Linked DNA regions of Homo sapiens: regions 2 and 3 are each linked to region 1. Evidence: chromatin loops called from intact Hi-C (ENCODE). Cell type or tissue: MCF 10A. All regions are shown on one strand. Links, peaks and the distances in the headings refer to the core of each region. The heading gives the core; the rest is flanking DNA.

The links. Hi-C counts contacts between places; a loop is a spot of excess contacts. Peaks named below come from ENCODE experiments on the same cell type or tissue, not always from the same donor. Only the 100,000 strongest peaks of a DNase experiment are listed, where the experiment ranks them.
Region 2: a loop joins it to region 1, with 2.2 times the contacts of the local background. A loop is called at or near these places in 10 of 110 quality-filtered maps.
Region 3: a loop joins it to region 1, with 3.0 times the contacts of the local background. A loop is called at or near these places in 2 of 110 quality-filtered maps.

Annotation. Positions count from the first base shown.
Region 1 is chr18:56,863,029-56,874,378 of GRCh38, reverse strand. All of the region lies in intron 20 of WDR7 (WD repeat domain 7), which reads right to left. Among named protein-coding and RNA genes, the nearest start is that of WDR7-OT1, 170 kb to the left of the region's middle. RefSeq lists an enhancer at 69-657. In MCF 10A, for the core only: a CTCF peak has its summit at 5,029 (motif pointing left); no DNase peak of the experiment used is centred there.
Region 2 is chr18:56,998,004-57,009,353 of GRCh38, reverse strand. All of the region lies in intron 26 of WDR7 (WD repeat domain 7), which reads right to left. Among named protein-coding and RNA genes, the nearest start is that of WDR7-OT1, 36 kb to the left of the region's middle. RefSeq lists an enhancer at 4,327-4,376. In MCF 10A, for the core only: no CTCF peak of the experiment used is centred there; a DNase peak (open chromatin) is centred at 4,493.
Region 3 is chr18:57,204,485-57,215,834 of GRCh38, reverse strand. No RefSeq gene overlaps it. Among named protein-coding and RNA genes, the nearest start is that of LINC02565, 39 kb to the right of the region's middle. RefSeq lists enhancers at 5,759-5,868, 4,797-5,996. In MCF 10A, for the core only: no CTCF peak of the experiment used is centred there; a DNase peak (open chromatin) is centred at 5,324.

The DNA.
Region 1 (11,350 bases), core at 1,745-9,744:
TATATGCTATTACAGATTCAAAGTGTGACACCAATCTGTGATAGCTATGGTAACTAAAGGGGGAAAAAAACCACCTAAATGCGTAACCATACTAAGAAGAAAAAAAAATCAATAATCATTGCCTCTGTGTTTAGAAGAACCTTAATTCTAGAAAAAGTGATATTTAACATTTTGATAATCTGTATCTCAGGATATGCATTTAAAACCAACTTTGTTTATGTATAAGAACAGGCACAAGGAGGAAAAGCTCTGTGGCACAGCATCTAGATTCACATACTATATATTTTACTCTTTACATAGTATTCTTGAAACAGGAAGCAAACCAAGCTCCCCTCCCCCATGTCTCAGCAAGAGCATGCTCCATAACAATAGTTCAAAGGAAAGCTCTATTCTGCAGTTGCACTGATTGTTCTGTCAGCTGACCTCTGCAGAAGGGAATTGCTAACCGCTGCCTTGCTCCTTAGCTGACAAATGAATGATCGCAGCTCCATCTATTTTCACTATGGCTGCCTCTAGCCCAGGTGCTCAGACAGAGAGCCTGGTGTGACATCTTAGATCAAGATGAATTGGCACAAACTCCTGATTCAAGATTGTTTTATACCATTTAATTTAGTTTCTTCCCCTGCTTGGATGAGCACAGCTCTGGTTATGGATTTCTATTCTAATGTACTGAAGCAGGCCCTGAAAGAAGCCAATGAAGCAGCTGCTGGAGCACGGGACTGCAGGGATACTGATCAATAGGCAAGGCATTGACCCCAGCCGTTCAGCCTCTGCAATGGCCACTGCTTGAAGCGGGAGGGGGCACAGAAGCACATATGGGCTGCTTCCAGTAGGAAATTAAACAACAGGGGCATTTGGTGAGCTCCGCCTCCATCCCTGGTCCCCCACCTTCTTTATGTTCCTTTTGTTTAATTGCCTCAATTTTGTCTTAACTCCCACTCCAGGGGAAGGAATTAAGACTTTAGGGAAGTTTTAACAGTGTACTTTCAAACAATCATTTGTAAATTTTATCCCTAAGCTAATGGAAAGAATTGTAACAGGTACCCTCTGCTAAGTGGCCAAAATATGAAATCTTAATTAGCTGTCAAGTACATCACTTGGTGTAGTTTAAAGGTTGGCATGTACATAGGCTCATAAGAACACCGCCCAACTGGCAATTAACACTACTGATGCTGAAATTCTACAGTATGTAATTTTTATCAGTATTCAAATCTAAAAAGATGATAGCCCTTCATTAACAAGGAAAGAGGTAAAAAAGAACAAGGAAAGGAGTCCCTAAAGGAGACACTGACTGATTAGTGTTTCTATAAGGGAGAGATGCCCATCCTGCTACTGTTCTAAAAATAACACAGCAATTTCTCATTCCTATAATTTTTCAAATTTGGAAATATCTTTAAATTATTGGCTTGCCTGTACTTTCTGTTAACAGAAGAAATATGTAACTAGTTGCAATGTTTTCCTACAAATAAAATGACAACCAAATGGAAGATTTTGAGATATTAAAAATAAAATAATTCTGTAAAAGTAAACCTTTCTACAGTTTCATTTGTCTCATGAAAATTTGGTATTTTTTTTCCAGAGACATGCCTCCATTTAATCATGCTAAGGGGTGACATGGAGATCCATTTTCTTGACAGGACGGTTGATCACCCTATCACAGTAAGAAAATTAATACCTTCAACTAGCCCTGTGTGGAAAAGAGAAGCTATATGCGATGGTAAAGGACATTAATGTTCTACATTTTAAGTTGCAAACAGAATACATGTTCTGTGTGAAAATGATACGTGGTCTCATTATTGGGTTACTTATAACAAAATATGAGGCTTTAATTTTGATTAAAACAACAATTTACTTGACAGAGTGTTCTTCAAATGTACGTAATTGTCTTCAGATTTAGCATAATTGACTCTAGATTTACACAAACTGGAGTAAACACTTTACTTACAGCTTAACTAGAATACAGGTAAAATATTTGAGAAGTTTAAGCTATTTAAAGGGCTATGAGGTATTGATTACTTCATTTAAAAAGCAGTCAGAGAGTGCAACCAAGAGGTCAAGATAAATTTAACAGTTTGAAGCACTTTACTAAATAACTCTAAAGATCATGTTAATTGGCTTTGTGCAGTGCTAGGGTAAAATTAATTTTATCCTGGCTTACAATAAAAGGATTAAAAGACATATTAAGTTCTTCAGTTTTAACTGGAATAGGAATCAATGGATTTGAATTAAGGCTAAAGGCGGTTTTATGAGAGATGGACTACTAGCAGATACTTTATATGTGCTATTGAGCCATATATTGATGGGGCTTTATTATTGCATTAGGTATTAAAACCTTAGATAAGTAGATACCACCAATTTACTACTCCGAGAATACTTTCAGAACTGTGCTTTGACCTGAAAAAACTGTTCTTAAACATTCAATTCTTTATTTAGAAATGAGTGTCATAATACTTGTTACAGCTGACATATATAAGTAAATTTCTAGTAAAAATTAAAATAATGCGGTTGAATTCAGTCAGAACTCCCGTCAAGATAATAACCATATTGAAAACATAAACTATAAAATAAACATGTCATTAGGATTTTTTTAACCCAACACATTATATTAAGATTTGTGTTAACATAACAATTTTATGCCAGAAATTTCTGGCACAAGATGGAGTCCAAACGAAATTCACAATGATACAAATATTGTCTAAATTTAGTATAAATTGCAATATACCCTAAAAACCTTTTGAAAGGTCAGAAATGTCTATTGGTTCATGATAAATAAAAATAAACAATAAAAGTGTTTCTTTACTTTTAAATATTTAATAATATGTTTGAGAATCATACGTGTACAAAGATAATTTGGTTTTACTATTTGCTGCCTCCAAAGTGAAAAATACAATTTGCATTTAATAAGACATAGTTTTAAAAATAACCGTGACTTTGTAAGACTTTACATAAATGACTAGAAAAACAGTGAGCTGTAAGATCTCACAGCAGAAAACTAAATGGCAACATGTAGAGACTAAAATAATTTGGATTAAGCTAGAAAATACTTTCTATTATGGTTTTTTAGAGCCTTGTTTTATTTGTAATAAAGTGTATTTGCTAATATTAGATTTTGATTAATTATTAAAGAGCAAGAGCAAACTTAGCAAAGTGAACTTTGTTAATACTGACATTCTGGAGAACAAGCGAACTTTCAGACTTAAGACACGATTTACTATGTACAATGTCTGCATATAGTCAAAATAAATAGTCTGAGCACATCATTCAGAGCCCTACAAATGTTAGTCAATAAAGCTGCAAAAGATTTCTATTTTCAGACCAGTAAAATATTCTTCTAAAATTTTCATTTTATTTCTATTTTCTCAGTCCCAAGGATATTTTAAATGTGATATGGCATTATCAGCACACACTGACTATAAAAAGCATATATAAAACTGTATACTGTATTGAGTTTAAAACAATACATGATAGTGAAATGTGTCCAATCAAAATATATTTCAAACTAGATCTTCAAAAGTGAGTTACATTCAAATTGTCTTTAGATGTACTTTAATCAAAATAACTTTACCTTTCTCCTGACTACTATCCAAATTGAGGCTGGGCATGGTGGCTCACACCTCTAATTCCAGTACTTTGGAAGCTGAGGCAGGAAGATTGCTTCAGCCCAGGAGTTCAAGGTCAACCTGGGCAACAGAGCAAGACCCCATCTCTAAATTAATTAATTAATTGATACACCTGGCTGCCTAATGGAATATTAACAATTTTTAAGATCTATCTTTTTAATTATCATTGTATGCTGGTAATCAAATATGTTAATTCTATATTTACATACATAAATACATTGCATGTACATAATTATACATCTACACATAAGTATATAGCATTCTTAGTGAAGGTACCAAGACATGATACCTAAGCAAGCTAGAACTACACTTTTGAGATTTTTTTAAAACATGTTTTAGAATTATAATGAGAAAAATGTTGGCCCTCAGTGGAGTTTTCACAGTGTAAATAAGTTGTTTCCATATATGTATGGCTCAAACATTTTCCATACCTACTTGTTATTCTTAGGGTTGCTTAAAGTAGGGATAAAGTACAATACCATAAAAATGTCAAATTTTATCAGATATATAACAATAGTCTTTCAAAATAGCTTGCTAACAATAGGAAAAAAATCTTAAAAACAAACAAAAATCTGTTAATATTCATTTTTAAAACACTTTGGCTTTAAAAGAACTTAAAATGCTACATAAGTCATCCAATGTACCCCAAGTCTTTGAAGTCAAATACTTCAAAGCTAAATTTGTTAAATGGGAACACACAAAGACATAGATTGGTGATAATCCAGCTTGGGAGAAAGGACCCAAGATCTCGCTGTCCTGGTGGTGAATCCAGGTTTCATAGGCTCATGTGGAGGATGTATGTTGTGGATCCATGCCATTGTAAATGTATGTAATTAAGTTCTTTTCCTAAACCAAATGTGTTTATATGAATATTATATATTATTTTCATTTGTTGGCATAACTTAGAGCTCTGCAATTTCTACAAAATATGTCAAATAAATTTTAGTGATACAAAAAAATAAAATTGTACATGGTTGTATGGCCAACATGTAAATTTCAACCTGTGCACCTAAAGTAAATAAAATAAAGTTTTTAAGTTTTCTGTGTCTTCTTCTTTGCCTCCTATCAAGAAAATGAACTGATTAAAAATGGCTGTCATAGGGCACTTCCACATTTACTTTCAAATTTTCACATTATTATCAAAGCTACTGTGTGTATAGCTAATCTTGTGTTAGCGGCATAGATTTTCCCCCACTGTATTAAACACATATTTGAGTTACTTTGTGACACATCTGCCAATGTTTTCCTCACATCTACTGACAGAACATATGGAATTTGCTCCCCAAATCTAAGAGGCTTTTGCTGCTGGTGTTGCTGCTGTGTTACTTCCCCACTCACTTGAAAACTGAAGTAAACAAACATGCTATTAATTTGTATGTATGCACGATAGCCCCCTGCTGGAACACAATAGGTTCTGCAAATGCATATTTCTTTCTGCAGCTGCTGATTAAGCCATTCTGAAATAATGCCTCTTGTATACACATGTATTACATGTGTGTGCAGTTGACAAAATAGACAAAGCTATTTTCCATTAAATCAGATAAATGCAAAATATATGACCACTCTAAAATGATTTTCTTTTTCAAAGAAATAATCACTCCTCTGAAGGTGTGTCAATTATTTTGATAATTATAAATCTTAAGCTTTGAGGGCAATTCACATGTTTTTCAAGTAATTCATGAAACAATTTCTTATTTTTCACAAAGATCCTGTCCTATACCTATTTTCCTACCATCTGCATCATCTTATATTTCCCTTTATTCTCTACCTGAATAACAAGTTAATTTTTTTCTTTGCCTTTACTATTAGGGCAAACATTCTCAGTTTGAAAGGAAATTGAGATTTTAGTAATCCCAAGTATCTAAGGCAGCTAAGTAATCAGAAGTCTTATAGGTAAAAACTATCTCCAAAAACGTCTAACTTTTTTGCTTCAATTGACCTTTCAAAGGTGAATCTGATACACATGGCAAATTTAAGAAACTACAAATTGTAACACTGAGACCATTATTCGCATTTCCATGAGAAAAGGAATATTTCAGAAACACAGTGGGTAGTGACTTGTAAAATTATACAAATCTGAAAACACAGCATATCATTCTCAGATATTTTCTCATACAGTTACTACTTAGAAAAAGAAACTCTGGCAATGAGATTTACTTATAAAAATAGCGGGGTAGACATGGTACGTTTCTGTAAAAGATCAAATAGAAAACATGAGACAACATTTGGTGGACTGGTAGAATACCTCCTATGAAGATTTTATATCTGTGCATTTCAGCATAGTAAGAAATAAATAAACCTAAGGTCATTTTTATTTATAAAATGACAAATCATTTACTGGATTCACTTAAAACATATTTTCACCTGGGTCATTACCAACTCAGTGATATAAAACTGAGATGAAAAAGGCCTTGCTCTACTTCTGAGCCATTAACAAGTACATCTGTTCATTTATAAGGAGTATCTGTAGTATTCATTTTTTTAAATTATATCGCAATAATAAAACAATGACATGTGACTAAAAGTGACCATTTTTTAAAGGTTCGTTTGGAGTAAATTAGAACCTCTAAAGGATCTCTAGCTTTGAAAAATGATCACCTTATTTTACGTTATTTTTTCTTCTGCTTTCTTTACTGTAAGTGAGATGTTAAGTAGAAATAAAGGAGCATAGTTAGGGGCAACATAGTATCTTGGAAATTAATGCCCACACCTTTGTGGTACCTAGTTGTTATTTGGCAAATTTTTTTCATAGACCTTTTTCTATATACATAATTTCTTTTACTATATACCTTTTCAAATGAGCATATAGAGATATAAAAATGTACTAATATTCTCTTTCCTGTAACTACTTTATAGGATTTCCTATTATCTAGTTAATTTCATTTCGAATTTGGCTCTGAGTTGCCTCTGTTGCAAATATCAGACTGAAACAGCTTTCAGTCCTTGAATTTTTTGCACAATTATTCCAATGTTTAACTTAGCACATATGCCTAGAGATACTGAATATCTAACTCATTCATGTATTACAACTATGGATTTGGAAATGCTACTACTCCTGAAATAAACAGTAGGGGAAAAGTTTAATGTTTGCCTAGATATGTATGTAGTCAGATACTCAGGTTTATAAGATGTCATGCCATTTTTCCAAAACTAATTTTAAAACAAATCTGTTTCTGCTATGATACAACATAATCGTTTCCTCAAAATCCTCCCTATCTATCTCCCTCCCAATGATTTGAATCATTAGGTTACTCTGGAATTGTGAAGAGACGGCTTTCTAATCTCTAGTCTTTTATTAAGACAGAGATAACAGCATATGTAAAAACCTGGAAAATATATATGTATTGATGTTTGGTAAACATACATCCTCAAGATGGCTATTATTGTACTTAAACTGCTCTGAGATTTTTAAAAAAATTTTATGCTGGGCGTGCTGACTCATGCCTGTAATCCCAGCACTTTAGGAGGCCAAGGCAGGCAGATGGCTTGAGCTCAGGAGTTCGAGACCAGCCTAGGCAACATGGTGAAACCACATTTCTACTAAAAATACAAAAGAAATAAAAAAAATTAGCCAGGTGTGGTGGTGAGTGCCTGCAGTCTCAGCTGCTCAGGAGGCTGAGATGGGAGAATCGCTTGAGCCCAGGGGGCGGAGGTTGCAGTGAGCTGTTATTGTGCCACTGCACTCCAGCCTGGGCAACAGAGTGAGACCCTGCCTCAAAAATAAATAAATAAATAAATAAATAAATAAGTAAGTAAATAAAGTTGTTGCATAATAGATGTACATATTTTCAGGGTATATGTGGTAATTTAATACATTCATGTAATTTGTAAAGATCAAATGAGTGTAACTGGGATATTCATCACCTTAAATATTTGTCTTTTCTTTATGCTAGAAATGCTCAGATTCTTCTCTTCCAGTTATTTCAAAATATACAATAGGCTCTGAGACTCTCTGGCAGGACAAAAAAAGGAACATAAAGTCAAGAGGAGATAAACTTTACTGAAAACTCCTACCACCACTGCCATAAAATCACCAGTGTCAGTGTCACGAATATTTTGCCATATAAGAGCTGAACACAGACAAAAGCAATCCAAAGCAAGAATTTAATATGTGCTTATCATTTCTCTGAAACATAATTTCTCCTATTAGCAAAAGAAAAAATAATTTATCTAATACTTAATCCAATGTTTTTGATTTCTAAAAAATACTCAATAAGAAATAGTATTTACTCATAGAAAAAAAATCTTTCGAAATATGTTAAAGATAAAAAGTTCCTCCATTTTAAAAACATCAACAAAAAAACTGAAGTCCACCTTTTACTTAAGGTGATTCATATACCTCCTAATACTGTATTTGTTATAATGACATAATTATATGCCTACTACAATCACTTTCCAGATTCATTAAAAAAAAACAGAAAAACTATTAAGATTTAAAAAAACAAAAAACATATTGGAAGCTGAGTGTGTAAAGCATCTCTTAGGTCCAAGGTAAGATGACTGGCTGAATTTTAAAATTTTAGAGAAAAAAGGAGATTACAGAGCTGCTCTTTTAATCAGAACAACAGATATTTTATAGATAAGGAAAGTTAAGTATGTGAAGTGTTCAAGCCACAAGGTGAAGGGCACAAACAGAGTGGGCATTCCTGGCAACATCATTCTGGATGGATCACCAGAATCTTCACTGACCTACAATCTCAGTGTTTACTGCATAGAAATTAGTTAATATTTGATGCCTATGCCAACATGAATCTCTATTATGTATCTTCAAATCTTGTATAGTTTTAAATGTTCCTTAAAAAATAATAAGCAAGCAAAATTTATAATTAGAAAAAAGTCTTAAAAAAAGTTTTGGACCATGGTATCTAATGTTATATATATTTAGTACAAAGCTATCTAAAAAATGTAGAAAATGCCAGAAGAGATATTCTATCAAGCATATGAACTACATTAAATTGTTTTTATATGAAAGATAAATATGAAATACTGAAACATACCAAAAACAAAGTACTGAGCATCAATGCATTACCATACAGAAATCAAATACTTAAATGATTTAACAGAATAAAATCAGCATGCCTTCCACAGAAACATCAACCATTTCCACAGAAGAAAAATTTCTCCAAATACAATATATGGTCAATAACACTAATTCAAAATATGAATTAAACATTAATTTCTCTACATAAACCTTCCTGTAAGTTGTCTACTATAAACATGCATGTACAAATATTTTCAAAAGTCACATACTGCACCTCAGAATACTGCAAATAAATTCATAATCATTTCTGAAGTTTACTGTGTAATATCAAACAATAGCTAAGAATCAACATAAGGGTTAAGACAATCATTTTCTACTGCATACTAGTGCTATTCTAAGCCGATAGTGTGTTTAAATCCACACCAATGAAATCAATACAGCACTGTTGTATTCAAGGTGAGACCAAATAAACCTGTCTGAAGCTTTGAGAAATAGGCTTTGCAGTATACTTTGAGTGCTAAATGCCTTTCAGTCCAGAGATGTCATTAAATAATCATTAGCCATCATTCACTCTTCCTAAAAAGCTTAACACCTAAACTTGTTCAGCATCCACTACAACATTAGTATAGACTACCAAGTAAGTACTTATTAGCACTTAGAGATGTTTCAACCACTCTTTTTAAACATGTATCACTTTTTCAAAAAAGACTGCAAAATATTAATACATATTTACCGCTGGATTAGAGTGCATTGGATACAAATGATTAGTAAAAAGGATATCAATGTAATGATCGGTCTTGTTTGGATAACATGGCATAACCTCACAGAGCTACAATCAACTCTTTCCTGGTTAATCTATCAAAATAAAACCCAGTGTCTTTCTTCTCATTGAGTATCATATATTATTCAGTACCACATATATGTCAAATGAAATTAAGTTAATAATGATAGAGAATTCATCAGGAGGCAATCTTGGCTTTGATCCTGAATGTATTTTAAAATAATGCTTCCTTTATCAATGCTATTCATATCTCAATTTCAATATATGATCATCTCAATTGCTGAATATCTACTATAATGGACCCTGCATTATTTTAGATATCATGAAGTAGAGAGACAAAATTAAGATATATTTATCTTCTATTACCCGAGAGGTTAAATACATAACACAGAATGATCTTTATTTAGTAATGTTATTAGATCAAATGTATAAATTTGATGGTCACGGTAATTTTTTCTGTACTGGTAACAAGTTAATTTTTGTATGCTATTATACTAATCCTCTCCATTTCAAGTTAATGTTAATGAAAATGTCATTTTCGCAAGACATTAAATTGTTCTTCATTTTTAAAAGCTCAAACAAAAATATATGGCCAGATACTTATGATCTCATTTACAGTTTTATAACATCACTTTCAATTTAATACAGATTTCAAGCTAAGTGAGAGTCATGACATTATATAAACATTTCATTTAACCAGATGATATTTGATATTTTCCCAGAAGTATTTAAGTAACTAAAAACAAATAAAAGTATATTTTAGCTATTAGGTTTTTTAAATACACATTGTATAAATATAAACTGTAATATTTAGAAATGTTCTAGTATTCTAATTATCATAAGTCCATTTGATGCTTTTTCTTTTTTCTCTCAAGAGCACAACATAAAATTTCAATTGCTAAGATATGAGCAAGTAAAATATTACTTGGATAGTTTGGTAAATGTAGTATCACAATATTATATTTCAATTTATAAAACATTTTAAGCCTCAGAAATTAAAGAAGATAACATTATATAAAACCAAAACTCATCACAGATCATTTTAATGTCAAGTTGTCTTTTACATGCAGTATTGAGATTTTTAGAACTCTTTCAATACATTTCGAGATATAAAATGGCCATTCACTTTCACTTGTTAAGGTACATCAATAGGTACACAGAACTGATCAAACAGCTAACTAAAAACAAAGTACCAGTTTAGTCATTGTGAAAAGGACAAACTTCTTTGGGAAAATTCAAGAAAAACAGTAAAGCTAAAAGTCATCTATTAATACTTGTATAATATGCAGATAACAAGAGAAAAGGTTAATATCCAAAGTTAAGAATAATGTAAATATAAATTACTTTCCTAGAAAAGCCCTGAATCTCAAAATTTTGTACTTTTGCAATAAATAAAAATATGAAGTTTACAATTATAATAATTTGCCAGGAAATGTAATACTTTTTCAAAAATATATAATCTATAATAATTTATAAAATTAGTACCACTGAACCTGACTGTGCTCTCCCCTTCTTGTAGAGGTACACTCCTTCAAAACCTCAGTAAATTCTCATTTCTTCATCTATAAAACAGTGCTGGCAAAGTGCTTTTATCCCTCTCAAATTCTGTAACAAGAATTTCATATTGCTAATCTCTTACTCACTACAGAATCAATATTTGTAACATATTTCCTAAATTTTGAGAAATGTTTTGCTTTATTATTACAACTATTTAATTTAAAACAAAATTGATTTATTATCCCTACAATTAAATTTAGCCTTATTTTTAAAGGTAAAAATAAGAAAAGAGATTTTATTTGTCCTCTCTAACACTACAATTGTTTTGTATATACTAAACAACTATGTTATGAAAAAGAAACAAAATGTTGTTTTCAAATAATTCATGCCTTTAAAGATATGTTAGATTAACTGTTAATACAAAAACATGATCAATAAAAGCAATTCATTCTTGACTCTCAAATCTCACTG
Region 2 (11,350 bases), core at 1,325-9,324, 140 kb before region 1:
AGAGACTGATCTAGAATGAATACCTTCTAACTTAAAGCTCCTTTCACATTTTTACTTTTCCCAATACAATTTTAATAGTAAAACAATTGCATTGTTCAAAATAAATGCAATAAAAATATAAAGAAATACCAAGTTACAAAAAGATAAAATTAACCTTCTACTTTTGATATAACATCCAACATTTTTCTATTAAAATCATAATATTCATAAAATATGCAATATATGTCTTTTTTTCACATAGCAATTGCATTTGCAAATCTCCCAGAGTAATTACTGTGGCAAAATAACACTGACATTACTTGTCAGTCCTCTGACTTATACTTAGACTATCCACTTTCACTTAGTGGATTAAAATTTGTCTTTGCTGGTTTTATGAATAGGTAAAATTTTCTGATTTGCTTATTTGTAAAATAATATTATCTGTCTTGCCTACCTCATGGGATTAAATAGTTTTAGGAAAATGTAGTTAAAAATATTTACTGAGATTTTTGTTTTAGGTCCTGTGCAAGATATCAGAGTATAAAGATGAGATAGGACCCCTGCCAGTGAATCTAGGAATGGGAGACCAACAGGTTGACAGTAAGCGACTATGGTATGGTGCAATCAACAGCGTAATAGAGATGTGCTGAAGATGTCACAGAAACACAGACGAGGAGACAGTAGTTTCTGTCCAGCGGCAGGAGATGTCAGAAAAAGGTACAGAGAGAAGGTTGTATTTGAACTGAGCTTTAAAGGACCACCAGAAGTTGGTGAGAAGAACAAGAGATGAGTCTAAGCAAACATGTGCCAAGTGAAGACTTCAGAGGGGTCCAAGAAAACGGCCAGCACTCCCGTGTCACTCTGCCTAGGGGAGCACCAGGGGGCGAGGAGAGGTGGAGACAGGCAGGCTTGAAAACGAGGCAGAAAGGCAGCTATGGCCAGGCTATAAGCCGCCTTCTTGTGGTGTCAAGAAATGTGGACTTAATTCATAGTCAATAGAGAGTTTTCTGAAGTTTTTAAATATGAGAATGGTCAGATCAGACTAGTTTTAAGAAAATTCTGCAGAGGGTGGAGAAGAGGGAAACAGAAAGGAAGAAGGACTTGTTGGGAAGCAAATGTAGCAGAGAAATGGGGAGCTGAATGAGGAAGTGGGCATGGACAGGAAGGAGAGGGCAAGCGGGGCTGGTGGTGCTGCTGTGACCTGGACAGGGAAGGCACAAACGAAAGAAGACCCTGGGGAGGGCGCGGCGGATAGGGATCAGTGGGAAGGTGTCAGAGGAAATAATGAGCTCAGTGTGAGAATTCAGGTGGAGGGACTGAGCACACAGAAATATGTTAGAGAGTGAGGAAAATGAATTTGGAGCTTAGGAACAGGTTTATGAAAAGAAAGGCAGATTTGGGAGGAACCAGCACATAGAGAGATGTGGAAGGAATAGACCCTGCACTCAGCCCTGTTCCTGGTACACAGCAGCTTCTCCAGGAATGTTTGTTAAAAAATCCAATGTAAATGGTTGAGAAAGTCCATGAAGAGTAGATAGAGTGAAAAGACCAAAAGGATGAGGATAAAACGACAGGAGACACTAGCAGTATAAGGGGTGGGCAGAAAAGAAAGACCTGGGCTCATTGTACACATTGTAGACCTGAAATATAATATTTTATCTAATATTTTATTTTTAAATTAAATATTTCAAGGTTGTTCCCAATGTACAAATCACCTTTAAAAGAGGATTTTGTGATAAATTAATGTAGTTAATAACAAAATTGCTTTGAAGGTTGACAGTATTTAAACTTTTAAATGATAACCCTTTATCAAGTAGTAATTATCTGACTCAGAGATCAGAAAATCAATTATTAAAAAGTCAAATTTCTGCAATCAAAAACATATATTTGAATTAAATTTAACATTTTAATCTACAAATACTTGCCAACTCAAAACACTCTAATTTCTCTAATTTTAACTTTAAATTTCATCAGTTATCCACAAATTATGTTTTAGAAAGCCCAATGTATAATATACTTAAGATTTCTCCAAGTATAATTATTTTTTTCTCCAAGTATAATTATAAAAAGAAAAAATATACTATTAAACATTAGGAGGCCGGGAGCGGTGGCTCACGCCTGTAATCCCAGCACTTTGGGAGGCCAAGGCGGGTGGATCACGAGGTCAGGAGATCGAGACTATCGTGGCTAACATGGTGAAACCCCGTCTCTACTAAAAATACAAAAAATTAGCTGGGTGTTGTGGCGGGCGCCTGTAGTCGCAGCTACTCGGGAGGCTGAGGCAGGAGAATGGCGTGAACCCGGGAGGTGGAGCTTGCAGTGAGCTGAGATTGGGCCACTGCACTCCAGCCTGGGTGACAGAGCGAGATTCCGTCTCAAAAAAAAAAAAAAAAGTTAGGAAAGATAACAAAAAAGGAATTAAACTGGAACTTGTATATATTTGTGGATGTACATGCCTGTATACATACATACACACATATGTACTGGTTGCTCACTTAGATATGCAGATTCTTCTCGAACACACAAAAAAATTAACCAAATTAATGACTTTAAAAAATCTACATTAGTGATCATAATCACCAATTTGGTTTTGATACAAATTTCAATTAGTCTCTGTATTCATAAGCTAGAATCAATGCAAAAAATGCTGGATACTTTACTACTAATTATAGCCACACAATTCATATTTATATAAGCATTCCCTATAGTTTGGCCAAAGGTAATTTACCTGAATGAAAGGGAAAGTGAATATCCTATCACTAAAATTAAATTTTAGAGGAATATCTATTTAATGTTCTTAAAGTGGGAGATATATTGGCTTAAACCTTTGTATCTTTAATGCAATCATACTGCCTAATGATAAGCAAAACTAAAAGGTCAATTCATTACAAAATTCAATATTTGGACCATCAAACTCTTTAGTACTTAATAAGCAATTAATATTTGTCAATGAAAAATGTTGTGGTAATACAGGTGAAAATCAATAACACAAGCCCACTTGTTGCACTACCACTGACAAGCTATCTAAATAACTACAATCTTGAAGAAAAAAAAAAAACTGCTTTGATGTTTTAACTTATGTTCTTTCCAAGCAGACGTGAATCCTGTGATGCTCTCTGTTTATAACACAGAATGCACTTTGTTAGTAATCTGCTCATAATTACTATCATGCATGTGACCCAGAGACGTGTGCCTTAAAATAACATTCTATGCCTTATTACAGATGCTATTAAGGGCACACTTTAATACTATGCATGCTAATTTTATTCACTTTAAAGAAAAAAGCATCTAAAACTCAACCAGAAGCTTTCCATTTAATATAATATTTTCCTTTAGGAGTAAGTATATGAGAAGGTAGTTTGGACACACTTCTGAGGCTTAAAAGACTTTATATATGAACTTTGCATTAGCAAAAATAATTTTTAGTAGAAGCATAATTTTTATTTAGACCAAGCTTGTCCAACCTGTGGTCTATGGGCCACATGCGGCCCAGGATGGCTTTGAATGTGGCCCAACACAAATTCATAAACTTTCTTAAAAGATGAGATTTTTTGTTTTTAGCTCATAAGCTAGCATTAGTGTTAGTATATTTTATGTGTGTGGACCAAGACAATTCTTCTTCTTCCAGTATGGCCCAGGAAAGTCAAAAGATTAAGACACCCCTGATTTAAATATTTTTTTCTTTGAAAAACACCGGGAAAAATATAAAAAAAGAAACTAAAAATTACCTATAGTACTACTATTTTTGGGGTACTTATAATAAAACTGAAAACCCTACCCAAATATACTTACTCATCAAATCCCATCCCTCAGAAGAACCACCATAAGTCACTGGCTTACAGTCTTCCAGATTTCATATTAGCTTGTCTTTGAAATCTTAAAGTTTATCAGATTTTCCTGGTATAAACAATTTCATACTCCTATGCACTATTTTATTTTTCCATAAAAATATTTTACTTGCTCAGAGATGAGAGTCATAGTTGCCAGATCACTTTAAATGTTGAAATTAAAATTATAACATTACATGGTAAGTGTAATATTATATGGTAAATGCATGCTCCCTAAAACTGTGCTTCTGCTTTTTTTAAAAAAGGAAGATTATTAACAAAAAAAATTATTTAACATACATTTAGTTGCTTTTATAGTTTAGAAATGATAAGGACATCATTTTTTTAAACAGTTTTTTATAATATGATAATAGTTTTATGCTAAACATTTCTATTTAACAGTCAATTGAGATTAGTGGTTAGATACAGCATTGTACATTAAGATGCCTGACACGGTATTATAAAATACAGATTTTTAATTTATGACTGTTCAGGTGTCAGAGTTTATAACTGCTTTGCCAAAGGTTAAATTACAAAGGAAGTCAACCAGGAAACCCAAGAGTACTCTTTAAATATGATACAGGCCTTCAACTCAAGGTGTGAGTACGAGTTAATACAGAACTACAAATGCCATTTATGGGTTTCATCTTTGGAAAGTTTAGACTTCACTGAGAAATCTGACTCATACTTCCTGTTCCAGCTATGAAAAACTCAGAACTCAATGTCATAATGGGCTCACTGAAAGGCAAATTCTGCTTGCAAAGTTAAAAAAGAGTGAAACTGTAAGAACTGTTTTGATCTGTAAAATATTGATAACTAATATAACTTTAAATACAAGAAATCCTTCTATTTGTAGTTCTGTATATTTACTGTGTCACTCCTGGCTATTCCGTATGCAATGTGGTAATTTTTAAAATGACCTGCTAGTGACATTTTTACGTTTAGTAGGTTGCAGTGTTTCCACATGGGCAGCCATCAAATGAGAGGTCCTAAAGTTTGTTTGGAATTCAGTTGTTTGGAACTCTGCACACCTTTAAACAGGAACAATGCGACAGATAGATTTCTGGGCCAGTTTCCAAAAGCCAAGAGAATTCTTAATGTTGTAGAATTTATAGTGCCAGTTCAATCTCCTAAGTACTATTTATAATAGTTTCTATGGGGAAAAGCATTTCAAGGTCCAAGCCAGCCCCAAGGAACTTAATTGTCTACTGTAGACACCAGAGACATATAACTTCTAACATCTCTGGATATACAGGAGGAATATATGTGTGGTACTAGGCCAGGGTGGTATGTGTGGGATGTCAGAGGGAAGTATGAGATTACCTATCTGGAGCTCCTAGATATTAGATTCATCCAAAGCTCTAAGCTAAAATCAGGGAGACATTCATTTACCTCCTCCTACACCCATAACCTCAGGTAGAAGTTAAATTATGGGATTACTGTGTAGGCCAGGTGAGAAACCTTGGAGATTTTCTGGGTATGAATGATTACAAAGGCTAGGGTGTGTGTGTGCGCGCACACACACATACACACATGTGGAGGGTATAATATAATGCGGAGGGTATGATATAACATACATATAATGTGAAGGGTATAACACACACCCTCCATGCGGAGGGAATACTATATTCAAAAGCCTAAAGGAAGGAGAGTATAGCTTGTTGGGGAAAAACAAACAAACAAAAAGCCCTCCAGAATGATCAATATTTACAGTGCAAGGAATGAAGTGGAGTCAGATAAGCATAGTTGGCAAATTAGTCTGAAGACAGACCATAAAGGGCCCCGTGATTTTCTGTGAATATGCACTGTGAACACATATTTAACGTAAGGATTATTAAATCCAACAATCATAATATTTTAAAAAATATTTACTGAAAGATTCGTGTGATCCAAATCATTACATTTTGCATCTAATTTAACTTTGAAAAGACAGCTATTTAATACTAGATTAATCCCTGAACATTTTGCTATTTATGGAGATCAAAAACCTGAGTAACAACATGGTTTTGTTCATTCTATATTTAGAAAGTGTGTTTGAGTTTTGAGTAACAAAATGGTGAATAACTAGATCACTCTCTCTGAGTAATTAGAGAGTGCTTTTTAAAGGACTTTTTAAAGGACTTTAAAAAGAGTGCTTTTTAAATGTTGTTCAAAAAGTAACAACATTTCCTTTGAATTGAGGCAGATCTAAAAGCAAAATGTCCTTTTTTGTATTTTTTTAGTATAATTTCTATTTCAAACATAGCATTAGTCTTAAATTGATAATAGCTTTGTTTTGGAATGCTTAGATTTATAAAAGTTCTTTATGAATTTTAAACACTGAAGAAGCACAAAACACAGAAGGGGTAATTACTGAAGTTCATCCATGTTTAAGTTTGGCTTCTGTGGACACTGTAATAAATCTATACTAATGCATCTCACAAATGCCTCATAAATTTACATCTTCTTTGATTTCTCAACAATTTTCAACAATAGCAAGATGAAACTGCAGTGAAATATCAAGATGTATAATTTACATAAATGTTGTATAAAATTAATAACTGATTTTTTAAAGTCAGGCATCTTTGCACTGATTATTAGAACTGTTTAGAATGTGAACTGAATGACTTTTGATGGCTGCACACTCAAGGACAACAGTGAGTGACCTTGAACAGCAGTGTATAAAAATACATTTATCACTGAAATGGCATGCTGGCTGCCAGTCAATATATGCCTCTCATTTGTTAGGAGGCTCTCCTGCTGTGATTCCCTCATTACAATTTTGCTTTTACTTCCTGGGCAAATGACAACTAGAAAATGAGGCGGTTTCTTTCTTGACCAAACTTAATCCAGAAAAAATGAGCTGACAGCTGCAGCCATTCAAGTGTTACAGAACATTTTACACGTTTGTAAAAGACATGATTATATATTCTAAATACTATATCACTAAATGTGACAGCCAACAAGTTATCTTACTTTCTTAGTCTCTTTTCGCTTATAGAATAGCTTCTTATATCCTCTTCAATCTATTTTTCTAATTAAATAATTTCTGGTGTAGGATGCGATAAACAGTAATTCAGAGACACATTGTGGAAAACTTTCCTGGATACTTAACAAAAATGTATGCAGCTAAAGTCTGACTACAGAAATAACTCCTGTCCTAGTTTTTATGATAATTATTTTCAATGCACAGTTTACATTTTTCTAGGATGCAAAAATAGGTATCCATTTAGATAATTTATTTGTACTATATGTATGTTCATATCAATAAAGAAAATTATAGTACAGTCACATATAGGTTTAAGTTATGTTTAATTTTTTTATGTAAGCATTTTCTGACCCAAAGATTTCTAGTCTGGGTTCGAGACAACTCAGGGCATAGTACATTATCATAGACACTATGAAATTATCACAAAATGCTGAAGCTCAAAACAATTTTTCCTTTTATTTAAAAATATAGATATTATTATGGAAAGCACCTCAGGAGGGGTAAAACAAAGGGAATGAAAACCTGAACAAACAATAATAAGGTTTAGAAATAAACTCCAAAAGTAATGACTGCTCTAATCATGGGTATTTTTGCTTTTCCTTTATTTAACATGGTTAAAGAATTTCGGTTCCAGTGTAGACAGGCCCAGTTTTCTAGTTAGGGTTCATATTTGGTATTCTATATCCAGAAATTTAATATTAGTTCTTAGTAAGGAAACAGATTGAAATACAGGTTAGGCAGATAAACATAAACGTGATGCTAAGAGAAACAAGCTAGACACAAACAGTTACATGCTGTATGATTCCATTTATATAAAATTCTTAATCAGGCAAAAACCACAGTGCAAGAAAGATTGGTGATTGTCAGGGGAAGAGGACTGACTGCAAAGGGGCAGAAGGACACTTTTTGGGTAATGGATATGTTCTTATCCTGATTATGGTGGTGGTCACATGGTTGTATACATTTGCTACCACTTATCAAACTGTGCACTTAAAACAAGTGAAGTTATTTTATGTGTATTTTACCTCATTAAGGCAGTTACCTATGCCACATGCACAGAAAAATAGATACATCAGGAAAGAGTGAGTTGGAGCTTTTGTTGCTCCTGCCTGGATCCACTGAGAAATGAACATGCAAAAGGCTCACTATTGAGAGCACAAGGCTAAGGCTGTTCCCCAGAACGCATTTTCAAGTTTTCCATCAGGTCTCAACCGACAGTGCTCCCACAATTTCCCTTGGGGAAACTTAACCACAAGCTACCATTTCTCGGTAAGGATGCCTTTCCTGTAAATCTGCTGGAAGTGTTCTTCTCCTTGAATTCTTGTTCATCACTCTCTAGTAGATTTGTGTATGCCACAAGTGATATATACATATTTTTTAAATATAAGCTAGACATTTTTGCTTAATTTATATTACTAGCTATTGATTCAGGATTGCTTGTCCAAACCATTCTTAATGTTTTTATTTTTGGGCCCTAAACATAAACTTACATCTCTCTCTCTCTCTCTCTCTCTCTCTCTCTCTCTCTCTCTTTTGTAGAGATGGGGTCTCATGGTTTTACACTATGTTGTCCAGGCTGGTCTCCAACTCCTGGGCCCAACTGATCCTCCCATGTTGGCCTCCTAAAGTGCTGGGATTCACTATACATGGCCCTACATTTACATCTCTTATTGTCCACTAATATTTATATTCAACTGAAAAGCTAAAGAATTTAGAGAAATATTTTTAAAATTCCAGAATATATAAACCTCTATACGCTAAAGATTCTACACCAGAAATTTATTAAGAGCTATCTTTAATAAACAGCACAGTCCCAGAATTGACAGTCTAGCTTTTACAAGAAGAAAGCTTTTGAACATTTTCTAGAACAACAACCAAACTATAAGAAAATAATACAATCATGCACTTCCTGTGTGCATCACTGCAGTTTTAAAAGGGCTTTCCTCTTCTCTGAAGGCTTGTGAGTAGAGAGTAATCAGTTAAATAGTGCTGTTTGAGCTTACAAATGTTCAATGAGCAAATTCTCTTCCAAAAATAGATTACAAAACCACTAAAAAACAAAATGATTATGGCCCATTAGAAAAAATAAATCTTTTTACAGAATATGGTACATATAGCTAAAATAACCCAACAAAGGGGCACAGGAAACAAAAATAATATTCAATGAAGGCAGAAAAAAATCAATATTTTTATATCGTGCTTAATTGACACCTTTTTTATTAAGAAAAACAGGAAATTAAATAATACAGGATCAGTGGAAATCAGCAAGAATACGATTCATTAAGCCTTCTCTTCTTCTTGGCCACTGAATTACTTCTGGTTTATAACAGGCTTTTAAAAGTATAAATGTGATTTTAGTTAATTAAATACAAATACTAATAAATCTCTTTTAAACTACTTCATAAAGGGAAGGATTATACTGTCAGGATTTTGGTTTACTGACATTCTCCCTGAATGTTTCCATACTAGAGCTCTTATTCTATGACTAAAAATATTTGGATACTTCCAATTCTTCATGCCCAGTCTGCTCCCAGCTGAGGAAATTGTGGTACGCTGGCCAGCTGCAGCACTGTTCCAGGTCCAGAGGATAGGAATTTGTCACAGAGAATTCTGCCTCAAATGCAACTGAAGTGGAGGGAATTTTGTTGACAGGAGAAGCTCATAGCGGTCAAAAGATGGGAGATCCCTTCTGTTCAGAGAACTATCTTGACAAGGCCTTGGGTGGTCCGTTCTCTAGGGGGGTTTTCTAGCAGTCCTATTTCTGCCCCAGCTACAAGGTTCTCCGCAGTTTTCTACTTTTCTTGCCATCCTTCCTCCTGTCTCCTTGGTATTGTTGGATTTATTGTATAAGATGATAGTGTAAGAGCATTAAATTTGCATTAGTTTCTGTTATTTTTCCTTAGTTGTTTTCTCTACTATAATATATCTCTACCTTTTCTCAGCTGTCAACACAAAGAACATCTTTCCTTGATAAGTGCCCACCACCCTTTTTTCTAGAGATTTTTCAAGGACTTAGATAGCCCAGACTAATATAGGGGCTGACATCATGGAGAAAGATTAAAAATAATTTTTTACTTCTCTTTCCTATTATTTTAGTCACCTCAGAATAAGTGGTTTAAAAGAGTTCTATGGATTTCTCTTTCTGTTCAACTGAAGTTTAATACATAAACCATTATCACTACTTCATATATATTTCCTAATATTTACTTATTCCTAAAATATTTATCTCTAATATCTCCACCCATCTAACAAATTTAACTTTTCTATATTTCTGTATTCAAAAACATTCCCCCAAACCCTAAATTCTTCACCAGGCTTCTTCTAACACACACAGTACAAAGAAACCAGATGGATTTTGTAGAATATGAAAAGACTTAGAACTCTGTTATTGTTTGCCATGCAGCCTCACATCAAACTAAAAGGTTATACTGTGAGGATTTCATTTCACTGACAGCCTCTGTAAACTTCTTCACACTATATTTGCGAATATAAGATTCCATAAATATTTTCATAACTCTGACTTCTTCCTGCAGGACATCCCCAGACATTGGAAATTGGAAATAATACCTTATATATGACACATTATTCATACTAGTAGTTGGAAAAACTGTTGCTAAAAGCTTGTTTTCTTCAGCTATTAAGCGCTACGATGTACCATCAAGAACTTGGGACAATCAAGAATAAGGCCTGCCATTTCTTAAGTATTCAGTATTTTTAAATTTTTAAAATATATGCTCTCATTTTATAAGTAGAATAATCACTTATTTCTCTTATATAAATAGCCACTTAAATCACATTCAGACCCACAAAAAAAGACTATTCCTTGGGTAAGAAAGATGACATTCTATGTACACAATTTAGTACATTTAATTTTTAGTGACTTGCTTTTGTATAATGACATTTTACAAAGATTTTAACAGTTATTGTATCATTTGATGGCAAACTCATTGAAGTGGACCTTCTAGCTTCAGCTCATATTCCTTAATAGAATTCTATGTGGGATGTGCTATAAAAGCAAACAGCAGAGTAAAGAAGTACAGAAGTTAAACGATTAATTCAAAGCTACTAAGACCACTGTTTTCAAGTCTGCTGATAGAGTTTAACTCTTTCCCTGCAGATCATTATGTCCCACGAAGTATGCCCCGACTCCCATGTTTTAGGAAGGTCTACTTTGGCCCAATGTTATCAAATAGAACCCATAAAATACCTGCATTATGCCTACAATTGCAGAGTCAAATATATGTGCAGAGAGATGGCAGCAGTTGACCTTTGCTGCTGTGATGCCCAGTGAAAATCCTGGGGAACGAGCACAGCTCCCAAGAGACCCGAGTTTAAACCCAATCTCTCATGGGTCTGAGAGAGTAACACAGGCACAAAAATTACGGATACCTAAGTCTTCACTGCTTATACCTTGGGGCTTTTTGATATCAAACTTTTGAAAAATGACCTCAGCACTCTCCTCCCAGGTTTTAGAAGCCCCATGATGTCCAAATATACACCTGATTTGTCTTCACTCCTTTGCTTTGTTTTGCACAGAACATAAAGAAAGCCATACATGATAAGAAGTGTGGCTTCT
Region 3 (11,350 bases), core at 2,046-10,045, 340 kb before region 1:
GGAAGCAATATCAAACATAAAAATATCCCCAACAGTAAGTAGATTGTGTTTTTGAAGGAAAACATCATATATATGATGTTTATATATATATAAAGAATGTAATACCATGAAACAAGCTAAAATGATAAATTGAATATACTTTTATTATCATGGAGATGTTTACAATGTAATGTTTAATTTTAAAAGATTATAACACAGCTTGTGCAATATTTCATTTCTGTAACATGCATCTGTGTATGTAATGTATGTGTGTCAAGTCTTAAGATACACTTCAAAATACTATAGTTTTCTCTGGATGGTCAGACTAAAGGTGATTCTAATTCTTTTTGCTTATGTGTACTTTCTATTTTTCTATGATTACTTTCATAATAAAAATATTTTAATGGAACCATTTACAGATACATGTGGGCAAGATCATAATAATAGCTACCATCTTTTTAGTACTTACCATGTGCCAGGCCCATTACAAATATCATCTAATTGAATCTCATTACAAACTTGAGGCAAATACTGTTATAATTCCCATTTTGCAGATGGAAGAACAGGATACATCTGTAGTAGCTTGTCTTGCTCTGAAGCCTTTGCTGTGCTTCCCCACCTTTCTGATGCCTGGCTTTGCTGCATAACTTGCTTTGGTCAATAAATTATGAGCAGCAGTGATGTAATCTACTTCAGAGCAGAAACTTTGAGTCATTATGTGATTATGTGATTCTGTCATTTAGTTTTTCATTCTGCTACAAGATCAACATGTCCCAGATAGGGGCTATTTCCTCAGCCTGGTATATACTAAGTTTTTTTTTTTTTTTTTTTTTTTGTGACGGAGTCTCGCTCTGTTGCCGATACTAACTTTTTGATAATTCATTTTTGATCATTCATTCACTTAAGACTTTTGCACCTTTTTGCACTGATATTTTTCAGTACAATAAATTTTTTTTAATTAAAGTTAAACTTGGGGACTGTGAGTGGGAAATTAAGCTTTCATTTGTTTATTTATGCTACTGAGATTTGGGGGTTATTTGTTACTGCAGCACAATTTAGCCTAGGCTGACTGACACCAACCAGGTTAAGTAAATTGCCTTAAATCACTGAGCTATTAAGTGGATGAACTGGAAATGAAACCGAGTCAGCCTTACACCAGAATCTGTCCAATTAACAAGCTACATAAGAATTTATTCTGTCTTTTCATTGTGCATTTTGCCCTTATGATTTTGACAATCCTTGCAATTACCCTGTGGCTCCTATGCCCAATATCTTAGGTCTGTCTTCTGCGTCTTTTTGCATGTATGTAAGCAATCCGATCCTGAGCTCCAGTCTTGAGCTTCAGATTTTGGCAAGCACATTAGTCAGCGTTTTCCAGAGAAACAGAACCAATAGGCTATATATAACGAGATCTATAAGAAGAGTTTTATTATAGGAATTGGCTTACGTGATTATGGAGGCTGAGAAATCCCACAGTCCACTGTCTGTAAGCTGATAAGGAAAGCAGGTGATGTAATTCAGTCTAAGTGTGAAGGCCTGAGAATGGGGGAGCCTGATGGCATAACTCCCAGTATTTGTCTGAGAGCTCAAGGACCAGGATCACCCATGTTTGAGGGCAGGAGAAGACAGATGTCTCTCCTCAAGCCAAGACAGCAGATTCACTCTTCCCCCACTGTTTTGTTCTATTCAGGCTCTCAGCAGATTGGATGATGTTCACCCACATTGGTGAGAGTGATCTTCTTTACTCAGTTAACCAATTCAAATGTTAATCTCTTCTGGGAACACCCTCACAAACAAACCCCAAAATAACGTTTTACCAGCTATCTGAGCATCCCTTAGCCCAGATAAGTGGACACATAAAATTAACCGTCATAGCAAGGAACTAATTCCAAATAGTGGCAATCTCCCTATAGCAGTCTCCCTTATAGCAGTCTCCCTATAAACCCAGGAGACCGAGCACATAATTATTTCCTTATTGCTCTATCAGTTTTGAGATTCCACGTATTTTCTCGGACTATAAGGCCTATGTACACTTTTGAGGCTATTTAGAGAACTGGCAACAAGTTCTTTCCATGAAGTGTGCAAGAAGAAATTGGTGAACAGAAGTTGTAACTAAAGATTTGGGGCAGGAAGAAAAAGAAACATTTAGCCTTGGAAGTACACATCAAATTATTCAGGATGCAAATACAGCTTAATGGTAGTATCCAAGGCAACTCTGGAGCAAGACTTCATAATTGCTGAATTCAACCAGGGTTCAATGAGGAGTTAAACACCAACCTATCCAAGTAAAAAAAAAAAATGGGGTAGCCAACCAGATAATCTCCCTCAACTCCACACTCACCCATGCATCATTCAGTTTCATCTTAGTCTCAGGGAGTCCCTGCCTCCTCCCATCTCTGCCCTGTAACACGCACACACATGCACTATCATTTTTTTTGCATATTACAGTCAATCAATAAATCTACTGTATTTAGAATTACAGGGTTGTAAAGCTAGAAGAGATCTTGGGTATCATCTTAGTCAAACTCTCCCATTTTACAAATGATGGAACTGAGGCGCAAAAATCATTAGTGACCTGCTCAGAGTCAAATTTGAACTACTCAGTTGTAGACCTCAGAGGAGAACTTAAGGTACCATACTCCAGTGTTCTTTTCAGTCTACTGTATTGCATTGTTAATTCAAGAACACAATGAACACCCAGCGTGAGCACATGATGAGAGCCTGTGTCTACAAAAAATACAAAAATTAGCCAGATATAGTGGTTCACACCTGTAGTCCCAGCTACTTGAGAGGCTGAGGTGGGAAGATCACTTGAGCACGGGAAGTCGAGGCTGCTGTGAGCCATGATCACACCACTGTACTCTAGTCTGGGCAACAAAGCAAGACCCTGTCTCAAAAAAAAGGAAGAAAAAAGAATACAATGAACAGGTTTTCTTTTGAAGTGACGGAAATGTTTTGGATCTAAATGTGTTAGTTGCGCAACAATATAAATGTACTAAATGCCACCAAATTGTATACTTTAAAATGGTTCAATTTACGTTCCGTGAATGTTCATGCTGATAGAAAAAATCATTACAAAAAGAATATGATGAGAATTAATTATGTCAGAACCCATTATTAATTGTACACAAATAAGTCCACCTGAACAGCATTAACCCCTAAGGCCAACGTTACTAATTCAGTCCCCCAAAATCATGGTGGTCTGCTGCACGACACTGGGTAAATAAGGCTCAATGTGTTGGCTTTCATCTCTTCATTTTAAGCCCAGCACTGTTGTTTCCACGGTACTGTAATGTCAGGGAATTATATTTAAGCCATTCTTAACTCCTCCAGCCCACATTGATCTTTCCCTTCTCTGAAACTCCAGCACTTATAACCTAAACTAGATGATTTAGAACTTAATTACGTTCTATCTTGTGCAGTTCTTTAATTGTTTGATGTAGGATAATCTTGTCTTACGATAAGACTGTAAGAACTTTGAAGTTAGAGACTCTTGTGTTAAATTTATTTATTAATGCATTCATTCATGAATACATCTAAAACCACTTTTCACCACCTATTGTGTGCCAGGTGCTTAGAGAACAAGACACATCACCCAACAACAAGGAGCTTGGTGTCTGTGAAATCTCCTCTGTGCCTGGCATGATGAAGGAGCATGGTACTTCAGCATCCAGCCTTAAAACTGAAAGACTTTGTCTCACTACAGATTCTCTTTTCTTGGGTTCCCTATTTCAGGTCTCAGTGAGAACATCAACTTTCCTTCTCAATCGCTTTTCCATGGCCCTTCTTTTCTTCATTCCCTCTGATGCTCCCTGGTGGGAGCTTTGCAGGAGCTTTCAGACAGATCTCCCTGCTTGTCCACCCACTGCTAACTCCACCTCCCTATTGCAACAAGAAAGATCTTTCTCAAACTGTGCTGTGAGTCTATCACTCCCTTATTATAAAACTTCCCACTGGTTTCTCTGTGTGCTTAAGAGAGATGAAGCCCAACCCTCTGTCAGGCTTGCAACACCCTTTGTTTTTGCACCCTTCTGATTTATCCAGCCTCATCTTTCCCTGTTTCCCCCATCATCCATCATCCAAGCTCCAGCCATCCTAAACTTTCTGCAGTTCCTCATCCTATGCCCAGCCTCTGATCCTTTGCACATGTTCTTCCTTCTTCCTGCAGCGCCTTCCTTTCTCCCCTATCTCCTCTGCCTGCTAACTAACTCCAGCTCATTTTATTGGTTTTAGCTTGGACATCACTTCTTGCTCACTGGCCTCTCTCAGGAGCTCGGAAGTCCTTCTGCATTTTCAGCTTCCCATGCCAACACCTTTATCATACTGCATTAGAATGTTCTGTTTCCTTGTCCATATCTCCTTTCATCTTCTATACCAATTGTTCCATGAGGGCAAGGACTAGGTCAGCTCGTTTATGGCTGTCATCCCACAGTCTAGCATATAATAGATGCCCAGTGAACATCTGTTGAAGTAACTGAATTTGATTATATTGAAGATATGATTGCACTAAAGAAAAAAGATACTAATTGTGTCAGAAGCATTTTGAACCAGTGTGACTCCATCTTGTATAGGGGCTGGGTGAAATAAGGCTGAGACCTACTGGACTGCATTCCCAGGAGATTAGGCATTCTAAGTCACAGGATAAGATAGGAGGTTGGCAGTGAGGGTGACCAGAGGTCACTTTCATCACCATCTTGGTTTTGGTGGGCTTTGGCCAGCATCTTTACCACATCCTGTTTTATTAGCAGGGTCTTTGTGACCTGTATTTTGTGCCAGCTCAGACTGCAGTGAAACTGCTGATTTTCCCTTACACGGTTGCCTGGTGGGTTGCAAGTGAGAAATCCAAGATCAGGCTCCAGGAGGGTGTGGTGGAAACCACAGAAAAAGCCTGGAGCCTTTGCACAGGCCAGGGAAGAGTGAGGAGGGGAAGGCACTGAGATTGGGGTGGAGTACCCAAGGAAAAGTCAAAGGTCAAAGTCCTCTCTTTCACTCTGTGATATCTAGTCCTGATCACTCACAGAAGTCTATTGAACTCAGTGACACTTTGTGCAGTGTCTGCCCTGCCCTCAGGTAATCATGGGAAAACCCCCAAATTCCCTCTCAGGTTTGGTATTTTATGGAATGCTAAATACCAAGGCTGAAGATTTTCGCATAGGATTGTAGGCAGGATAAAATTCTGAACTCAGGGTTCAGGACTCCCCTCATAGTACAGACCCTGGGGCAAAAGAATGTCACAGGACTCGCTCTTGGCACAAAGAAGGTTGATTTTCTTCATCATGAGAAGCTACACTTTGCCCAGTGCGGAGGAAAGGCTTGCAGACACTCCCTCGGCGCCTGCTGGTCCTGGCTAGGAGGAAGATGAGTCATTGTGCATTTTTCCCTGAGCTGGAGGCGGAGCTGACTGAGCAGTCCCAGCTCCCGCACAGCTTTCAGAAGGGGGACCTGCACACATCCTGCCAGCTTAGCCCCTTAATCACCTAAGGGATGTCTTAAGGTCTAGCTTGTTAATGCCCGCTCTTTCCTATTCCAAATTATTGCCTACCTCTGTTTTCTTGGTTTTGGTCCTGCAAAGTCAGGGGTTTGTCACCAAGGGACTGTCAGCAGGGAGTGTGGCCTCAGTGAGTTGCAGATTCACTTAGGGATGTCCCCAGCCCTCAGAAGTGAGATAAAGAGCAGCCCTAAGCGCTTCTCCTGCCGCTTCTCCACCTCCCCGACTAGTAAATTGCTCAGAGGAGAGATCAATGGGTCCGAGAGAAATTTCATTTCTCTTCCTCCCTCCGTGGGGTGTCTTTGCTGCCGCATCCTCCCGGCTGTAAATGCAATTCAGGAACTGGCTACAGTGAGCGGTGGGTGTGAGAGAAGGAACTCTCAGCATGAGCCAGAAGGGGTTTTCTTTTACCTTTGTCAGCATTGCACCTAATGATACCACGATGTGCCATTTTACATCACGGCATGTCAGAAATCAATGGGCCACCTGGGCGGTTGGCAGGTGGGGAGACAGAAACAGAGACCGCATCTTGGCAAGCTGGGGGAAAATGAAAGCTTGACTCGGCTGTGCCAGGGGCCAGGCCTTTTTGCTTTAAATCTCTCTTATCGTAGCCCCACAACACAGGAAGAAATGCTTATCTGCTTAATGCTTGCTTTCCCCCACCAAGTGGTAAACTGCAAGAGGATAGAGACTGTAAATAAATGAATGAATGAAAGAGATAGCAATGGGGAGAGATGTAGGACATGAGGGTCCAGTTCATTTCATGTCGTGTAAACAGAAATAATTATTTTAATTTTCAATATACTTACATGGCAACTAAACTTCTTACCATAAAAAATAAAGTGATATCTGTACAAAACATAAACCATTAAGTCCATGAATAATTCAGTCTGTCTTGGGATGATTTGTCTGTGCATTGGAAATTTGGATTAACTGCCTTCATGCCCAAACTGACTGCAATGGCTTTGTATTTTGATCTCATATACATGTTGCTTCTGGGTTAAGTAGATACATCTTGGATAGGACTGTTCATTCTCAGAAATAAACTCCTGATCTCAATCATTTAGAGAAAAACGCTTGGAGACGGTTCAGTCCTGCTCAAGAGTAGCCCTGCCACATCAAACTTCCAGGAATGCCAAGTGGGTCGGTATAAAGATTTGATCCTGTTGCGAATTGGAGCTGGTCCTGTACAAACAGTATGGCTAACTACTGCACAAGCCCACCAGACCACCACTGGTCTCCAAATCTCAGCTTTTCTCGGGCTCCTGCACACTCACCACACCATCTGCTCTTTCCTTCTGAGTTGAGTCACCTGCTGACCCGATGCATGGAGATTGGACCAAGTTCCCATGAATTATTTTCACCACGTGGTGAAAATATTTTCAGGAATGGGCACAACACTTTTTTGTGATTGTTCAGCTTCTTTGCACAGGGCATTTTGACAGATTTGTGGTTCTTTTTTTATCTGCTATATTTCTGCTCAAGAAAGAAACATTAAAACTGTCACATGGCCACTGAGTAGCAAAGAGCCCTCGTAGACTCCTTTTCTTCCTATCCAATCTTGCACCCTCACCCTCCTGCCAACCCCTTCCTGCCTCACCTCTCCTGGGGATGAACAATGGCATGGCCCTTGCAGAGGTGGTCAGGCACCCTTAGGGGGTTACCCAAATGAATCCCAAAGGTTCTACTTGCCCCATGTGCCAGCCATGGAGCCTGGACTCTTATTTTGAGATTCATTCCTCCATCACTGGTAGAGTTCAGGGTCTCTAGCATGGTTCTGTTATATCTTCCAGGGAACAGCTCAGCCACTTGCCTTCCAAAGTGACAGCCCATGGAGGAATGGGCATGAACTTTAGGGAGAATGGGTAATAAGAAAGAGGCTTGCCAGGAAGACCAGGGCTGTGGGCAGTGGTGGGGGGGCAGCTGGAAAAGAAAGAAGGCAACAGGTACTACAAGGAAGAATGGAAGAGTAGCCACAAGAGTGCCTTCCTCCTTCAGAGAGGACCACAGCATGCCTGGGGACAGGTCGCCTGAGCCCCAGGCGGTGGCCCAGCAGTTGACACTCCCTGGATCAGCTGGAAGAGTTCAAGTTCAAGGTTGTTATACAAACAAGCAGCTCCTGCTGCCTAGACTATCCCGCCTCCCATCAGTACTGCTCCTGAGCTCACCCCAGGATGACACAGACACACCTTTTAGATGCCACGTGTCACACCACTTCCTGTTTGGCTCAAGTTCCCTCCTTTATCCTCTTTGCCCTGAGATTTATTATTGTGCAGCGATCGCGTTGAATTGCATTCAAAATCAATTAGCACAGGTACTCAAAGATGAATGCTTAGGCTCTGAAGAAAGGTGATGAAAACATACCATTTAAATAGAAATCAATTTTCCTTTCATGTATTTCTTCCTTGCTGCTGCCCAAAATTAATAGTTTTTGGACATTTTTGTGTAAAGGGAAGACGTCTTTCACATAAACCATTTCCGCACTACCTCCTCTTGCCTCCCTTGGCTTCCACTGTAAGGCATATTCCCAGCTGGTAATATTACTGCATTAACTGTCTCCACGGTGATATTTAATGCAATGGTCATTTGAATAAGCTCAGCAGCACAAGGTGCTGGGTCAGCCTGGGAAAAAGGCCTTTGGACTTCTTGCATTGTGTCAACAGCAGGTAGATGGTTTGGGAGGCAGTCACTCCATTCCCACAACATCCAACATCAGGGCGGCTGACAACAATGTCCCCATGACATGCTCAGCCCTCTCTCTGCCTTCATCTTCATCAGAAATTCTGAGTGGAAAAATTAGATTCTCCATGAAGAGAGGCTGACAAAAAAGAGAAGTGAAGAAACTGTCACTCAGGGGAATCAGAACCTTTTTCAAATGTGGATATCAGAGCTGCTACAAATGGAGAAAGAGAGATAGAGAAGGAACTCTAGCAGTAAGGGTGAAGAAATGGTTAAGTTTGTGATAAATTAGCCCAGGAAGCCCTTCTCCAATTCCTCTTTGCTTCTTTCCTACTACTTCTCTCCTCCCCAGGAGCTAAGGCACTTACTGCATTCCAAGCATTCTGCCAAGTAGTTTGTGTATTTGGCCTCTCTTAAACTTCTCACCAACCAGGTGAGGAAGGGGCTGTGATAACACCTATTTTATAAATGAGGAAACTGAGGCACAGCGAGACAAAGTGACTTCGTTCAAGGTTATAATGGTTAATTTTATGTAACAATTTGACTAGGCCATGGGGTGCCTGGTTATTTGGTCAAGCATTAGTCTGGGTGTTTCTGGATAAGACTAACATTTGAATCTGTGGAGTGAGTAAATCAGATTGCGCTCCTGAATGGGGGTAATCCTCACCCAATCCTTTGAAAGCCTGAGTAGAATGAAATGCTAAGCAAGAGAGAATTTTTTCTCTACCTGACTGTCTTTGAGCACAGACCGAAGCACACTCTTCTGATTTCAGAGTCTGGCTGGGACTTGTAGCATCAGGTCGTCTCCTGGTTCTCGGATCTTGGAACTGCTCAGCCTCCATACTTGAGTCAATTCCTTGTAATAAAAATATATACTGGTTCTGTTTCTCTGGAGAATCCCAACTACCAGGAAAGTCATACAATTTGGACCCAGAAAATCTGATTCTGGATGGGTTCTCTAAAATGCCTGTTCTCTGCCTTTTGTTAAAGGCACAGACTTTGGAATTGTTATAGAATCCTACGGGGATTTGTTGAGGGGGTGGGGGGACATTTCCATGTTATCTCTAAGAAGCCCTAGGTCTTGGAACATGCTTAGAAAACCTCTCAGCATTCTGAGCTTCAGGGGAAGTTTTGTCCATACAAACTGTCAGGACAGGGATAAGACTACTGTGGGACGGGGGGAAGGGCCACAGCCAGTGGACACTTAAAATTGGCCTCTGGTGCCCACATGTAAGGCTGACATGGCCTCCATCCCTTTGGGGAGTACAGAGGAAATACTAGAATTTTCAGGCAGAAACCTGACATCCCTCTAGGGGAGCATCTGGATCCCTGGGACTGTCACCTTCTAGGGGAGCATCTGGATCCCTGGGAGTGTCACCTTCTAGGGGAGCATCTGGGCCCCTGGGAGTGTCACCAGCACTGCCTTCCTGGTGGTCACCCTCACAGACCAGAGACACAGCTCATAATCACCCTCAGCTCTTTGCCTTCAGTTGTAGACAAATCACAGCCTGGCTGAGGAAGAAAGAGCTGCCCGATCAGGGCACTTCAGTTTCTGGAGTCTGGTGAGGTATCCGACCAATATTCACCCAGTTAAATTTCCCTGGGGCTGAGGAGGTTGGATGTACCCTGTTATCTTCCCTTACTGTTTTAGAATCCAGTGTGGGAAGGAATCCATTACCAGGGAGGTCTGAATGTTCACTCTTCACTGAGCTTCAATTTATATTTTTTCTTTTGAAAAAGGAAAGGGCTTTCTTCAGTTGTTGTAGGCATGTTTCTATGCTAGAGCTTTAAATTGCGCTTCCTTAGTTCTGTTTTCAGGAACACGCAGTTCTCCCCTGCCAGCCTTTTCCAAAGCACACTGAATGGAGCATTTTAGAAATTTCACTGCAGAATGTAATTATTGTTCAGACCCATTCCAGATACGTCTGGCACTCATTTTCTCTCCTCATTCTCCTTCATTAAAACATATAATCAGATGAAGGGGTTGCCATGAATGGGAAGAAGAACTTCCTGGTACTCAAAGGCAGCGTCTCTTCATTAAAGAATGTGTCAGTCGCCCACTAGGAGAGCTCAGGGAGGCATTAGCTGTGGCTCTAGGACTGTGAAATCTGACTGCAGAGGACCTTAAAGCTTGACTCATGTATGGGTGGTAAAGATGGCATCAAGTCATCAGGCTCATCCTGCTCTTGACTGCTGGTGAAACTGGCTAGTGTATTTGGACCTGAAAGAATCTGAGACACCTGAACTCATCCTGGATCCAAGCAGCATAATACAGAGCTCCCACCGAAATGCTCTAAGGGCCCTTCTGTGTAGGCATAACCTAAAATCAAACATCAAAACAAAACCTGTACAGCCAGAATTTAAAAGACTGACAATACCAAGAGTTGACAACAATATAGATCAAATGGAATACTCACATGTTAATGGTGGGAATGAAAAATGGCACAGCCATTTTGGAAAGCAGTTTGGAATTTCTTACAAAGTTATTTATATACTTACCATGAAACCACACAAACTAATTCTTAGGTATTTGCCCAAAATAAATAAGAATAAATATTCACACATTAACTTGTACATGAACATTCAGAGTAGATTTATTCTTTTTTTTTTTTTTTTTTTTTTTTTAGACAGAGCCTTGCTCTGTTGCCAGGCTGGAGTGCAGTGGCGTGATCTCGGCTCACTGAAACCTCCAATTCCCTGGTTCAAGCGATTCTCCTGAGTCAGCCTCCTGAGTTGCTGAGATTACAGGCATGCACCACCACACCCAGCTAATTTTTGTATTTTTAGTAAAGATGGGGTTTCACCATGTTGGCCAGGATGGTCTTGATCTCCTGACCTGGTGATCTGCCTGCCTCGCCTCCCAAAGTGCTGGGATTACAGGCGTGAGCCACCATGCCCGGCTGATTTATTCTTAATAGTCCAAAACTGAGAGCAACCCAAATGTCCATGAACAGATGAATATGTCAACAAACTATGGTATATCCATTCAGTGGGATACTCTTCGGCATTATATAGGAATGAACTAACTGATACATACTGATGGATAGATTTCAAAACATGTTGAATAAAAAAAGCCAGACATCAAAGAGTGCAGATTACATATGCTTAACTCTAGAAAACAGTAATCTAATCTATAATGACAGAAAGTAGATCTGTGATTAGCTAGGGCTGGAGTGGAGGAAAGTGACAATTGACTGGGAAAGG